3 separate regions of the Homo sapiens genome follow, and all the other regions are linked to region 1. The links are chromatin contacts, found by Hi-C or POLR2A ChIA-PET in ENCODE. All regions are on one chromosome and are shown on one strand. Each heading gives the region's core, a stretch centred on a gene start or an enhancer-like site at or near the end of the contact. The rest is flanking DNA. Distances are from core to core; before and after follow the strand shown.

The links. A loop is a pair of places that touch in the nucleus more often than their neighbours do. ChIA-PET counts read pairs that join two places held with the same protein, here RNA polymerase II (POLR2A). Pooled maps may share reads with other maps.
Region 2: a loop to region 1 is called in a map of endothelial cell of umbilical vein, with 6 times the contacts of the local background. The contact joins the promoter of ELK3 here to the enhancer-like site in region 1. A Hi-C loop is called at or near these places in 9 of 168 maps with a recorded cell type or tissue (B cell, CD4-positive, alpha-beta T cell, Caco-2 and 6 more), 1 of 37 single-sample maps with no recorded cell type and 8 of 50 pooled maps. POLR2A ChIA-PET finds 5 or more read pairs at or near these places in 8 of 52 experiments (GM12878, HCT116, MCF 10A and 5 more).
Region 3: a loop to region 1 is called in a map of endothelial cell of umbilical vein, with 2.7 times the contacts of the local background. The contact joins two enhancer-like sites. A Hi-C loop is called at or near these places in 3 of 168 maps with a recorded cell type or tissue (B cell, Caco-2 and endothelial cell of umbilical vein). POLR2A ChIA-PET finds 5 or more read pairs at or near these places in 8 of 52 experiments (CD4-positive, alpha-beta T cell, Caco-2, HEK293 and 5 more).

The regions. Positions count from the first base shown.
Region 1 is chr12:96,141,704-96,146,413 of GRCh38, reverse strand. No RefSeq gene overlaps it. Among named protein-coding and RNA genes, the nearest start is that of LINC02452, 28 kb to the left of the region's middle. Within about 2 kb of position 2,858, at least 4 of the 41 ENCODE cell types and tissues checked have a DNase peak (open chromatin) inside an H3K27ac peak, as active enhancers do; they include B cell, CD4-positive, alpha-beta T cell and endothelial cell of umbilical vein, where a contact is called at or near this core.
Region 2 is chr12:96,191,787-96,196,496 of GRCh38, reverse strand. It overlaps ELK3 (ETS transcription factor ELK3), which reads right to left and starts at 2,122. Exons shown (of 5, transcript NM_005230.4): 1 at 1,792-2,122. RefSeq lists an enhancer at 747-826 and a silencer at 2,158-2,297.
Region 3 is chr12:96,105,610-96,110,319 of GRCh38, reverse strand. LOC105369923 (a long non-coding RNA gene) reads right to left here. Exons shown (of 3, transcript XR_945238.2): 3 at 1,704-2,339. Among named protein-coding and RNA genes, the nearest start is that of LINC02452, 65 kb to the left of the region's middle. Within about 2 kb of position 1,884, at least 14 of the 41 ENCODE cell types and tissues checked have a DNase peak (open chromatin) inside an H3K27ac peak, as active enhancers do; they include B cell, CD4-positive, alpha-beta T cell and endothelial cell of umbilical vein, where a contact is called at or near this core.

The DNA.
Region 1 (4,710 bases), core at 1,609-4,108:
GAGGACTGGAGGCTCTCAGCATGGCGATCACAGAGAGCTGGGGCTACTCAGGGTACTCTAGCTCCTTGTGGAGCTTTACCAACTCAGCGGTGGTTCATCCAGGCCAATAAACAGCATTATGGGTCACCCTCAAACACAGAAGCAATTAAAGGCACAGCAAGACCTTTAGGTATATGGAAAATTCACATACATCAACTCAAGTATACTTCACTTAGGGGTATGATCCGCAACTTAGAGATGAGAAAGCTAAATCTCAAAAAGGCTAAATGATTTGTAGACTTTTTTTTTTTTTTAAGACAGAGTCACTCTGTCACCCAGGCTGGAGTGCAGAGGTGTGATCTTGGATCACCATAATCTCGCCTCCTGGCTTCAAGCAATTCCCATTCCTCAGCCTCCCGAGTAGCAGGGATTACAGGTGTGCACCACCACACCCAGCTAATTTTTGTATTTTTAGTAGAGACGGGATTTCACCATATTGGCTAGGCTGGTCTCAAACTCCTGACCTCAAGTGATCTGCCCACCTTGGCCTCCTGAAGTGCTGGGATTATAGATGGGAGCCACCGTGCCTGGCCGATATGTAGAGGTTTTGAGTTCAAGTCTTTGGACCAACTCTAAGTGTAGTGCTTATTTTTACAATTCTATTGGTTTCTTCAATCTGGGGGCTGTAGACTCCTCCGAGGCCATGGTGTGCTTGCAAAGGAATCTGTACCAGCATATGCTTGAATTATGAGAAATGTAAATTACACGAGGGTGGGGGTTTCCAGTTTTTTAAGAGCTGGAGCTCTGGACCTAGGTGGCTAGATTCAAATCTGAGCTCCATCATTAACTAGCTGTGTGACTTGGGGAAAGTACCTTAACCTCTCTGTGCCCTAATTTCCTCATTTAGAAAATGTTTATATTGATATATGATATGTAATTTATATAAATATTAATGGCATCTACATTATAGAGTTTTAGGAATAAATTAATGAGTACTGTACATATAAAACCCTTAACATAATGTTTAATACAATGAGTACATGAAATGCTCTCAATATCTATGACTATAATTATTAGTGCTTACCACTGAATTATTCAGCATACAGATTAGTGCCTGATACATAGTGTACCCTTCAAATATTTGTTGACTGAATTAAATATATTAAAAACAATTTTTTTTACCATAATCCAGAAGACATTACATAAATAAATATTTTATCAGAGGATTCTAAAAAAAATATTGTGGAGAGGGATCCTTAAAACATTTTTACTTTAAGAAGTATTTATCATATTCAAAAGAAATCTCATCCTGGGACAATGACATCTAATTTTGAACTTATAATATTTCTAGAGGACTTCAAATATCGGGAAGAAAATTCATTTCAAATCACTTTCACTTTAAAAAAAAATAAAAACACCAGTGGCTAGCACAAGTGGATGGCACACAATAGGCAATAAATATTTGTTGTTGATAATGAATATTGTATTTTGTGGCTGTTGTGGGCAGGAACGAAGAAGAGAGCATCACTCTTCCTAAAAAATAATTTCTGCAGAGCTGGCAAAACAATCACAAAGGCTGGTCCCAACATGACTGCTACTTTGAATGTTTCTTACTGAGTGTCAATCTTTATATTAGGAGAGGTAAACTCTACCCTGAGAACAGAATTTCAGGGGATTTTTCCCCCCTTCCTAGACTCAGGAACTCTGTTTTTGTGTAGTAATTTAGGAATCAAGAGGGTGGAAATACAAGTGGTTTTGCAACCAGGCAAGAAGCACAAGGCTGGGCATGCAGTATACCTGCATACCCTGTGCAGCAATTTACACAGAAAGCTCTTCGGTGTCAATTTTCACCATTCAGAAGAGATCAATGATCCTGGGTGAAATTGCCAGTATGAGAGCAATTTTTCTAGTACCAAGAAATTTTAAGCCGGGTGTGGTGGCTCACATCTATAGCCACAGCTACTAGGCAGGGTGAGGTGGGAGAATCACTTGAGTATAGGAGTTCAAGGCTGCAGTGAGCTATGATTGCACCATTGCACTCAAGCTAGTCTCTGGAAAAAATTAAAAAAAGAAAGAAATTTTGCTGCTTAGGAATTTGTGGCTTTGCAGTATGCAATTTCTCCCTTTGCAACCAACTTTGCTTCCCCTTTCTTATTAGACATTTCAACTTTAATGAATTTACTTAGAAAATTACATTTTCAGAGCAACTGGAATTCCTCCTTCCAGGATGGAGTTCACCCTCCTTCCCTCCCACACTGGGAATTTTTCCTGAGACAGGTTTCCGCAAAAGTACTCTTGAGTCTTTTCGACGTGGCGACTGTTCACAAGGCACAATTGTTTGTCTTCAACTCGGAATTCATCTCCATTGAGTCAGGAACAAAATCAAGGCAACAGAGGCTTTAAAATTCAGACAGGAAGTTCTGCCCTTTTGACTTGGGAAACTGAAAGGAAGGTGAGGAGGAAGATGATAAAGAAAAATACCAGGGGGAGGTTGGATATGTGTGCCTCTTATACACATTCCACATTTTCCCAACATTTTTTTAAGGCAGAAGCAGTCTTCCTAAAGACTATTGATGAACAAACTCCAAGTGAGCCAGGAGACAGCCCACCACCACCATCCAGCAGGCTCCTTTGCATACATCCCTTTTGCACAGATATAACGAAGGCAAGCAGTTCCAAGAGAGAGGTGGGGGAAAGAAACCTTGAAAAGAGTTGTACCCTCCCAACAGAGATGTACTTTCAACACTCAAGTCTGCCCTTTCCCACTCTGGTCTCTCCCTCCCCATTTTCTTGCCTTTGTTCTTCCTTCCTGTTTGGTTACTCCTGCCTCTTGTCTGTCTCTGACTTGCTTTGACCTGTTCTCCCCTGCGGTCCTTGGTGCATCCTTCCTCTTTCTGCTCTGCCCTAGTTATCCCCCAATCAATTTCTCTTTATTTATTTATGTTACAGACGAAGTCTTGCTCTATCACCCAGGCTGTAGTCCGGTGGCATGATCATAGTGCACTGCAGCTTTGACTTCTGGGTTCAAGCGATCGTCCCATTTCAGTCACCATGCCCACCTAATTTTTCACTTTTTTTTTGTAGAGAGAAAGTCTCCCTATGTTGCCCAGGCTGGTCTCATACTTCTGGCCTCAAGCGATCCTCCCATTTTGGCTTCCCAAAGCACTGGAATTACAGGTGTGAGCCACCACACCCAGCCCAATTTCCTCTTTATTGAAACCACTTTTATCCCATTTCCTTAATTTCTACCATTTATTCTTAACAGGGTTTTGAGAAACAGCCCCTCCTCCCTGTGTGTAGTATCAGAGGCTGCTTTACAAATTGTACAGTAGGTCCAGGAGTTACACATCTCAGTGAATGCTCCACTGACAACTGGGACTAAACTAGGCTAAAACTAAATCCGTCAGCCTGTCCAGATTCCTCTTACTCCCGCTACGACTTCTTTGGTCCTCCTTTGCCTCATCTACTTGGTAGAGCCAGACTAGATCCCTCTCTCTTCTCCTTCCCCAAGGCCTATTGATTGATATTACTACAGTGTCTTTTTATTTTTTTAACTTGAATGTTTTTTGAAGTCAAAAGTCTCCCTATTTTGCCCAGGCTGGGCTTGAACGCACATCCTTCTGCCTCAGCCTCCCCAGTAGCTGGGACTACAGACGTGCACCACTGTGCCCGAACTGGAGTGTTTTGTTTTGTTTCTTTGTGTTTTTTTGAGATAGAGTCTCGCTCTGTTGCTCAGGCTGGAGTGCAGTGGCGTGATCTCAGCTCACTGCAACCTCTGCCTCCAGGCTTTAAGCAATTCTCCTGCCTCAGCCTCCTGAGTAGCTGGGATTACAGGTGCACACCACCACACACGGCTAATTTTTTTTATTTTTAGTAGGGATGGGGTTTCACCATGTTGGTCAGGCTGGTCTCGAACTCCTGAACCTGTAATCTGCCTACCTCAGCCTCCCAAAGTGCTGGGATTACAGGCGTGAGCCACTGTGACCGGCCTGCAGTGTTTTTTAAATGTTTTCCTTCCTCTCTCCTTCCATTGCCCTAGTTCAAGCCTTCATCATCCTCACCTGAACTGTTTATATACATTCTAATCCTGCTTTGGCACCTTCTGCTCCTCCCCTTTCCCATCAGATTTGGTTCTCTAAAACACAGATATGATCGCATCATTTCCCTTGCTTAAAAATCTTCAAGGTTCCTAGCTCCTAAGGGCAAGTCCACGTCCTACAACAAGACATTCAAGGCCTTTCACCACCTGGTTCAAATTTACTTTTCGAGCCCCATCTCCCATCATATGCTAGATCCTTGGCCACCATGCATTGAATAAAAAAAATGGTTTGGTTTGTCTTAATGTTTTGTCCCATGCTTGTAGTAGCTGGAGTTTATTGCCAGGGCCCCAAAATGAAAACACACTGGTTCTTGACCGGGTAAATGCAGAGGCATGGCTACCCTGAGTTGTCAATCTGGGTCCTACAAAGGATCCCAAATACTAACTGTGTGAGCTGTGGTCAGTCCTGTGGGTCACCTCACTTCTTCAGGCCTAGCTTTCCTCATTAATACCATGAGGCTTAGATGACTTCAGGATTACCCTCCAGCATTAAAGGAGGATGCATAAGATGTGCAAACTCACCAAGCCAGACTCCATGGGCTGTGGAACCTTGGTGCATTTCCCCGGTACTAACTGACCTCCCAGTTCTGTCTGTCCGGAGCTGTTATCTCATCCAGGGATGACCTCAGACC
Region 2 (4,710 bases), core at 873-3,372, 51 kb before region 1:
GAGGGTATTTTGTAAGGCTCACAAATCGATTTCGGCTCATGAATAGATGCCTGGAACATGCTCCACACCCCCCCCACCCCCAAAGACAAGCACAGATGGAGAAGATGGGTGTGTGTGAGCTGCTTATCTCCCCCCACCTCTCAACACACATACACACGCGGGAAAGAAAAACCTGCAAATCTGAAATCCAAAATGGCCAAAGTGACTTCAAAGTTTTCAAGACATGTCCTGAAAAGGCTCGTTGGGCGGCTGCACCCCTAAGTAAATAAAGCCATAACTTGTCTCCTTCCCCAGCGCCGGGCTCCCAGGCTGACAGTGGCTGCACAAAACCCCTCCTGTGCCGAGCAGCGGAAACTCCTAATGAGATTAGTTGGTGTGTGTGCAGACATTACTTAGCAATGACTAAGGGGGCTCTCTCTTCCTGCAGCAGCCAGTGGAAAATTCAAGGAACTTTTTCCCCCTGCAGCAGCAGAATCCCTTTAACCCTCTCCGCAGCCAACTCCAAAAACAACTCAGCCTCCCCTTTCCCCGCCACCCCCAGGCTGGAGGACTGGGGTGGGGGTAGTTAAAGACCGGCCAGGGGCTTTCAAATGAGGGAGGGTGGGAGGGGGCTGGCGGGGAAGGGGCGGGGGACCCCTCGAACACTACAAAGGAAACTGTAAAAGGCACAAATACATAAACCTAAGAAGGAGCAAACCACAGTTTCTTTGTGAGCTCCTCTAGTGAGTCATTTTCAAGATGCTGTCTGCTGCCAGTTTCAAAGCGGAAGCGCATGGCAATTAGTCTTGCCGTTTCCAGACAAGCCAGAAACTCTCCCGACACTCGTTTTTTTTTCTTTCTAAAAAGCCCCTTTTGCAGTTTCTGAAATAACATTTCTTGCTTCCACCTCCACCCGCCGCCTAACTGCAGCTTGTCCCTAGGATGATTCGGTTCAGAAAAGATAACAAAACCAAGACCTTTTATTTTTGCTTTTTAACTACTCCAAAATCTTAATCCCGCCTCCCCAAAAGTTACAGTAGCGTCACAGGCCAACGTTGAGTTCGAAGGTAAACAGGGATGGGGAGTGGAAGGGGCCCCAAGATCATTTCTTGCCTGGTCCTTCTCCAAAACCATGCCCAATAGAGACCACCGGCTTTTAAATGTCCGATGGGGCGTGCGCCTGGGGCGGTGACCTGGGCGGGGGTCACCTGCCAAGCGAGAGTGGACGCAGCCCCCAGCCCCACACCTTCGCGACCCATGTCCTCCACCGCCCTCTCCATCCCTGTCTTCCTCCCTGGATCCGAGCACCAGTGCACTTTGCCCACTCGAGGGGAGCCTGACTGCGGTCCCAGCTGGAAGGTCGGCGGTGGTCCAGCCTCCAGGCACTCAGCCTGCTCCTGCCACGGTTCTTCCCAGGGACCCGAAGTCTCGCCGTCCCCCGCTCCCCGCGCTGCCTGCAGCGGGGCCCTGGGCGAGCTCCCAGGGTTGCACGCCCGGCGCCCCTTCCTCTGGGGTCGCAGCGCAGCCCCAGGGAGGGGAGCCGCGGGCGCAGGGTCCCCGCAGCCCCGGGCCCGGCGCGAGCTCGGGCGACGGCGGTGGCAGCGACGCGGGCGCAGGAGCATCCGCGGCGCCCCCTCCCCGCGGCCGGCCCTCCCGCGCGGACGCACCGCCACCCCCACCCCGGCCCGCAGCCCACCCCGCGGCGCCCCCCGCCCCACCCCCACCGCGCCCAAGAAAAGAAAGAAAAAAAGAAAACACCCCCAAACAAACTTTTTAAGTGTCCGAGCAACAGGCAGAAGCCCTGTTACCTACCCAGATGTGGGGGAGTCTTCTTCGGGGGGAATTTCTAGGAGGACCCGGGCGAAAGCCCCCGACTTTCCATGCTGACAGGCGTCTGCAGACGGTCTGTGGCTCTTGTAATGAGATCCTGATTTTTCCCCCTTTTTTTCTTTCTCTCGCTCCTCTTTTTTTTTCCCCTCTGGTGTGTGTGAGAGCAGGAAGTTGGAGCAGTCAGGCCGAGCCGGCTCACTTCCTTTACTGCATTATTCCCCAGGCGGTGTGCAGTCTGTGTAAACAGGCTTTTCCGCCCCGCGCCGCGCGCCCCGGCCGCGGCTGTGCGCCGGGGCTGGCCGCCCAGGCCCGCGCCTCCCCCGCCGCCCCGGCCCCGTGCGCGCCCCGCACCGCCCCCACCCGCCCCGCTTCCTGCGCGGCCACCCCGGGGAGGAGCCTCCGACCCGCGGCGACTCCGCGCGGCCGCAGCCCCTCCCCACGGGGAGGGGGGTCCGCCCGCAACCCGCAGAAGCCGCCGCGCTTCCCGGGACACCGGGGATCCCTCCTCACCTCAACCCCTGGGGGTCGAGCGCGCGGGGCACCACGACGGGGTCGTGCCCTGCGCAGTTGGCCCGGGAGGGGGGTCCCGAGGTGGGGAGGCGGCTGGACTCGCTGTTTCCCATCCGCTGGGATGGAAGAGTTGGGGGGCAGAGGGGAATCGAGAGTGGGGTTCAGGGTTTGGTTGCTCTGGGCAAAGGACTGCTTTTCTTGTGGGTGCGGGCACAGTTTCCGTCTGGGGTTGGAGATGGACACCGTTCCTGTCTGGGTTTTCGGTGTTTTAAAAGCCAGCCCTCGGCCGGGCGTGCTGGCTCACGCCTGTAATCTGAGCACTTTGGGAGGCCAAGGCGGATGGATCACCTAAGGTCAGGAGTTCGAGACCAGCCTGGCCAACACGGCGAATCCCCGTCTGTACTAAAAATACCAAAACAACAACAACAAAAACAGCCAGGTGTGGTGGTGGGTCCCTATAATCCCAGCTACTTGGCAGGCTGAGGCGAGAGAATCGCTTGAACCTGGGAGGCAGAGGTTGCAGTGAGCTGAGATCGCCCCATTGCACTCCAACCTGGGCAACCAGCGAAACTCCGTCTCAAAAAAATAAAAAAGCCAGCCCTCAGTTGGGGGGCGAGCCTGTGGGGAAAGGATAAGGAGCCACAACACTGGAAGTCATGGAAATAATGCCCGCAGGGTCAGAGACTGAGGCTTGAAGGGAGCCTCTGTGGTCTCAGAACTGGTCTTCACACCTCCACATCCCTCAAGGAGGTCCTGCCTCTGAGGGCTCAGGCCAGGCTCTGATGGGAGAGCCTGCCCATTGCCCTAGGCTGAGACAAGGTTGGGGGGGATGGCTGTTGAAGAGCCTCTCCCTTCCCAGGCCTGCGCCCCAACCTCACTGCTCACCTTCCAGAACCTTCCATTCCCATGCCGCCACTTAGCAGCCCAGACCCCTGGTTTTCAAACTTGACCCAAGGGGCTTGTTAAACCACTAGTGGCTGGGCCTCTCCTGGAGTCCCAGATTCAGTAGGTCGGGGGTGGTTCCGGGCCCCGGCTAATGTCAGAATCACCTGGGGAGTGTTTTGACACTCTCCAACAATATACTCAACCCAGGCCAATTAAGTCAGATTCTCTGGGGGCCGGGTGTGAGTCCTTTCAAAAGGACCACATTCTAAGAGTTCCTCCACTACGTTTGTTTCTAGTTTTGCAGTCTCTCCTGAAAGATTATTTTGTTTACAAATTTCTCACTGCCATCAACTGTGAGCTGCTAAAGGGCACGGGGTATGTTTTACTGATTAGTACCACATCCCAGCTCCAAGTGCCTATCAGAGCACACAGGTGATAGGAATTTCCTTCGGGCATTTGCTTCAGGGCTCCTGTGGGTAGTCCACTGGAAAGGGTGGGAGAATGCCCTCCAGACCTCTGAGAAGGAGTGGGAAACCCGTGGGGTGTAGGGTGGGGGCACGGTAGGAGAGTGGGGCAGAAGGAGAAGATATGGAAAAGAGGGCTGCTTATCAACCCCTGATTTCCCACAGCTAATTTTCCAATTAGGGTATTATTGTTTTAATCCCCAGTCATCTTCTTCTGTCACTCAGTAGAACACCTATGGTGTCCCTATATGATCCAGCTGTTGGACTGAGAGAATGTAAACTTATTATCCTCAGGGAAAAAAAAAAAATCCACACAGTTAAGAACTCATGTTGCTTTGCTTTAGGAGATATATGCCTGAAAGAAACCGGTCTGAAAAGGCTATGTTCTGTATGATTCCAAACTATATGACATTTTGTAAAAGGCACTATGGAGATAGTACAAAAGATCAGTGGTTGTCAGGGGTTAGCAGGGAGGGAGGGGTGGACAGGAGGAGCACAGAGGGCAAGGAAACTACTACTCGGTATGATACTATAATGGTGGACACATTTGTTAAGACCCACAGAATATACAACACCAAGAATGAACTCTAATGTAAACCATGGACTTTGGGTGATAGTGATGTGTCAATGTAGATTCAATTACAACAAAGGTACCACTCTGGTGGGGGATGTTGATGATTGGGGAAGCTGTACACGTGTCAGGGCAGGAGGTATATGGGAAACCGCTGTGCCTCCTTCTCAGTTTTGCTGTGAGTCTAAAATCACTTTAGGGTTGGGCATAGTGGCTCACGCCTGTAATCCCAACACTTTGGGAGGCCGAGGTGGATGGATCACCTGAGGTCAGAAGTTCGAGACCAGCCTGGTCAACATGGTGAACCCCCATCTCTACTAATAATACAAAACTTAGCCAGGTATGGTGGCAGATGCCTGTAATTCCAGCTACTCAGGAGGCTGAGGCACGAGAATTGCTTGAACCTGGGATGTGGAGTTTGCAGTGAGCCAAGATCAAGCCACTGCACTCCAGCCTGGGTGACAGAGTGAA
Region 3 (4,710 bases), core at 635-3,134, 35 kb after region 1:
AATTGGTGGATTCTTGGTCTCACTGACTTCAAGGATGAAGCCGCGGACCCTCGCGGTGAGTGTTACAGTTCTTAAAGGTGGCGTGTCCGGAGTTTGTTCCTTCTGATATTCGGAAGTGTTTAAAGTTTTTTCCTTCTGGTGGGTTCGTGGTCTCGCTGGCTTAAGAGTGAAGCTACAGACCTTCACAGTGAGTGTTACAGCTCTTAAGGCGGCTGGTCTGGAGTTGTTTGTTCCTCCTGGTGGGTTCGTGGTCTCGCTGGCTTCAGGAGTGAACCTGCAGACCTTCGCAATGAGTGTTACAGCTCATAAAGACAGTGTGGACCCAAACAGTGAGCAGCAACAAAATTTATTGCAAAGAGAAAAAGAACGAAGCTTCCACAGCGTGGAAGGGGACCCTACCGAGTTGCCACTGCTGGCTCCGGCAGCCTGCTTTTATTCTCTTATCTGGCCCCACCCACATCCTGCTGATTGGTCCATTTTACAGAGAGCCGAGTGGTCTGTTTTGACAGGGTGCTGATTGGTGCTTTTACAATCCCGGAGCTAGACACAAAGGTTCACCACATCCCCACTAGATTAGCTAGAAACTGAGTGTGGACACAAAGGTTCTCCAAGTCCCCACCAGAGTAGCTAGATACAGATTGTCGATTGGTGCATTCACAAACCCTGAGCTAGACACAGGGTGCTGATTGGTGTGTTTACAAACCTTGAGCTAGATACAGAGTGCCGATTGGTGTATTTACAATCCCTGAGCTAGACACAAAGTTTCTCCACGTCCCCACCAGATTAGCTAGATACAGTGTCGACACAAAGGTTCTCCAAGTCCCCATCAGAGTAGCTAGATACAGAGTGTCGACTGGTGCATTCACAAACCCTGAGCTAGACACAGGGTGCTGATTGGTGTGTTTACAAACCTTGAGCTAGATACAGAGTGCTGATTGGTGTATTTACAATCCCTTAGCTAGACATAAAGGTTCTCCACGTCCCCACCACAGTCAGGAGCCCAGCTGGCTTCACTCAATGGATCCCGCACCGGGGCTGCAGGTGGAGCTGCTTGCCAGTCCTGGGCCGTGCGCCCGCACTTCTCAGCCCTTGGGTGGTGGATGGGCCTGGGCGCCCTGGAGCAGGGGGTGGCGCTCGTCGGGGAGGCTCAGGCCGCACAGGAGCCCACGGAGCGTGGGGGAGGCTCAGGCATGGCAGGCTGCAGGTCCCGAGCCCTGCTCCGCCGGAAGGCAGCTAAGGCCCGGCGAGAAATTGAGCACAGCAGCTGCTGGCCCAGGTGCTAAACCCCTCAGTACCCGGGGCCGGTGGGGCCGGCCGGCCGCTCCGAGTGCGGGGTCCGCGGAGCCCACGCCCACCCGGAACTCGCGCTGGCCCGCAAGCACCGCGCGCAGCCCCGGTTCCCGCCCGCGCCTCTCCCTCCACACCTCCCTGCAAGCTGAGGGAGCCGGCTCTGGCCTTGGCCAGCCCAGAAAGGGGCTCCCACAGTGCAGCGGCGGGCTGAAGGGCTCCTCAAGGGCCGCCAAAGTGGGAGCCCAGGCAGAGGAGGCGCCGAGATTGAGCGAGGGCTGTGAGGACTGCCAGCACGCTGTCACCTCTCAACGCCAGTGCACTCCAGCCTGGGTGACAGAGCAAGCCTCCGTCCCAAAAAAAAAAAAAAAAAAAAGTGGCCTCTGTGATTCAGCTGGGGGTGGGGGTTAGGACGGGTGGGTTGCAGGGAGCTGAGCTGCTCAAGTGGCAGGGCGTGGGGGAAGGGTTTGTCAGCCTGCAGTGACCTTAGGGTTGGAGAGGAAGCAGATTTTTGCTGCTCCTGCTGAAGGCTTCCTGAAGGCGGGGTTCCTGTTGTCTGCTGTTCTTTGGCCTTCCTCTGGGCACAGGCTTAACCAAGGTGCTTACATGCCGGCTCCTTGATTCACCCTCTGAGGCTTTGATTTCACGGTAACTTCATTTCCCCGACGTGGAACCCAGCTCGCTGAAGAGCTAAGGCCAAGACCTCACCGTGTGAACTTCTGTAGTTTCTGGCTTCAATAGCCGAATTCACTTTGATTCTAAAATTGCTTTTTTGAATTTAGAATGGTCTCTTTGTTACCTCCTTTCTTATTTTCTGTTTTCTCCTTGTCTCCTTGGAGTCTGCTCAGTTATCGAGGAACTGCAGTGCTACTTTCAGAAATGTTCTCGGGTCGAGTGCTGGGCGCCCTGGGTGACCGCAGCCAGGTCCTAGGCTCTTCCTGAACCAAACATCCAAACCCCAACCCATGAGGGGAATTGTGTTCCTCTTAGGAAGGATCCTGGTCTGCTTGGGGTGTCTGTGACTGAAGCCTGTCTTGTCCAATTCTCTCATTCTGGAAAAACGGCAGTAAGAAACATTCACTGGAAGATTGTGGAGGTTTAAGTAATGGGAAACGAGTGTCTCTGGTGAAACTATACTTCTATGGTCCCAGTTCCTGGCCTTCATCTTCCCTGCTAGCCCAACTAGGCTGTCCCCTCCCCTGCCTTCCCCAGACCCCATCACAGTGGTGTTGGAAAGTGGAATAGCCAGTGGCTGGGGAAGGAGGCTTTGGATTCTGGCAGTCCTGCCTTTAACTCCCGGCACCATCACATGGGTTTGTTACTCAGTTTCCCCATCTGTAAAATGGGGACGATGATCGCTATTCCAGCGATTTGCTTGGAGGGTTGAATGAAACAACAGAGGTGTAAAGAGAACTTTTTATGTATCAGAATTCCTCTTAGGAAGGTAGAGCTGTCTTTGTTGAGAAAATACTTTGCTAAGTTCAAGTAGGAACCGAGATCCTTCTGGCCGGAGGTGGGAGGGAACGCTCCCAACAAGACAAAGGGAGGATTTTGTTTGCAACTCCAGGGAGGAAGTGGGGGGCCAGGAGAGGGCGGAAGCCCAGTGCTCCAGGAATGACCCCTCCCCATGGATACCGCACTCCCATCCCCACCCTCCACCAAAATCTTGAATCAGGTTTACTGAATTCATGGAACACTTGAAGTAATGAGGAAAGCAGAGAGGGGCTGAGTTGTGTCTCTGGGGAGCTCTGAAACAAAACCATAGTAGCATTTCAGAATGAGAGGGGATGGAGGCAAAGGACAGCTAAGGACAAAAGACACAGGACCCCGGGCTGGGCGTGCTGGCTTACGCCTGTAATCCAAACTGTTGGGACACTTTGGTAGGCCGAGGCAGGTGGATCACAAGGCCAGGAGTTCAAGACCAACCTGGCCAACATGGTGAAACACCATCTATACTAAAAATACAATAGCCGGGTGTAGTGGCAGGCACCTGTAATCCCAGCTACTCGGGAGGCTGAGGCAGAGAATTGCTTGAACCCAGGAAGCAGAGGCTGTAATGAGCTGAGATCATGCCATTGCACTCCAGCCTGGGCAACAGAGTGAGACTCTGTCTCAAAAAAAAAAAAAGGAAAAAAAAAAAAAAGACGCAGGCACCCTCCTAAGAAGAGATTGGACTATCAAGGGCAGCAAATCTGAGAGGTAGGGGCACCAGCCACAACCTGCATATGCAAGAAAACAAATTGTAGTTTAGTATCATTAGCCCCTGTTTCGTGCCTTCCTGGGTCTTTCCTTCTTGACCTTCCATCTGGTTAGACATTGCTTCCTTCAGGAAGCCTTCTCTGATTTTCCATACATGGGTAAGAACTGTACATTCTGAGCTCCCTTGTTCATTTTCATCCTGGAGATGTCACCCTGAGTTATAATTGCTCGTTTGGATGCCTGGTCTCTCCTACCAGACTATACACTCCATGGGGTGTACATCTTTTACACCACTGTGTTCCCAAACCTGGCATAGCACCTTGTACATCTGTTTTCAATAAAATACATGTTCAGCAAATGACAGTCTCATAGAAAAAGCCCAGTCTTTGGTGTTCTATAAAACCTGGGTTCAGATCCTGACTCTGTCACTTAAAAGCTGTGTAACTCTGGGCGTATTACTTAACCTCTCTGAGCCTCACTCATCATCTCTGTAAACAGGTGTAAGGTACAAGGTCAGTGTGAGGACTCAATGGGAGGAAATGTGGAAAGTGTGGTGCATGGCCACAGTCAGCACTCAGCAGATGTTGGGTTCTCATCTCTGTCTCCTATATTTAACACATCTATTCCAGCCACATGTCCCCACCAAGCCAGGGCCCTCGGCACCTTATAAAACCTCCTACTTGTTACCTTACTTCACACTGTCTGTCTCAGATGTATTAAGCTCTTCCTTTGTACCAGATACTGCTCTAAACTAGGTGTCAGCAGACTACAGCCTGTGAACCAAATCTAGCCCCACACCTGTTTTTGTATATAATGTCCATGAGCTAAGAAAGGTTTTCACATTTTTAAATGGTTAGGAAAAAACTAGAAATAATATTTCATGCCACATAAGAATTATTTGAAATTCAAATTTTAGTGCCCATAAATAAACTTTTTTTTTTTTTCGAGACAGCTTCTCACTCTGTTGCCTAGGCTGGCGTGTAGTGGTGTGATCATGGCTCACTGCAGCCTTGACATCCGGGGCTTAAGCCATGCTCCCACCTCAGCCTCCCGAGTAGCTGGTACTACCCGTGCGCCACCACGCCAGGCTTATTTTAAACTTTTTTTGCAGAGATGGGGTTTAGCTATATTGCCTAGGCTGGTCTTGAACTCCTGGGCTGAAGTGGTCCTCCTGCCTCTACCTCCTGAAGTGCTGAGATTATAGGCCTGAGCCACTGCACTCAG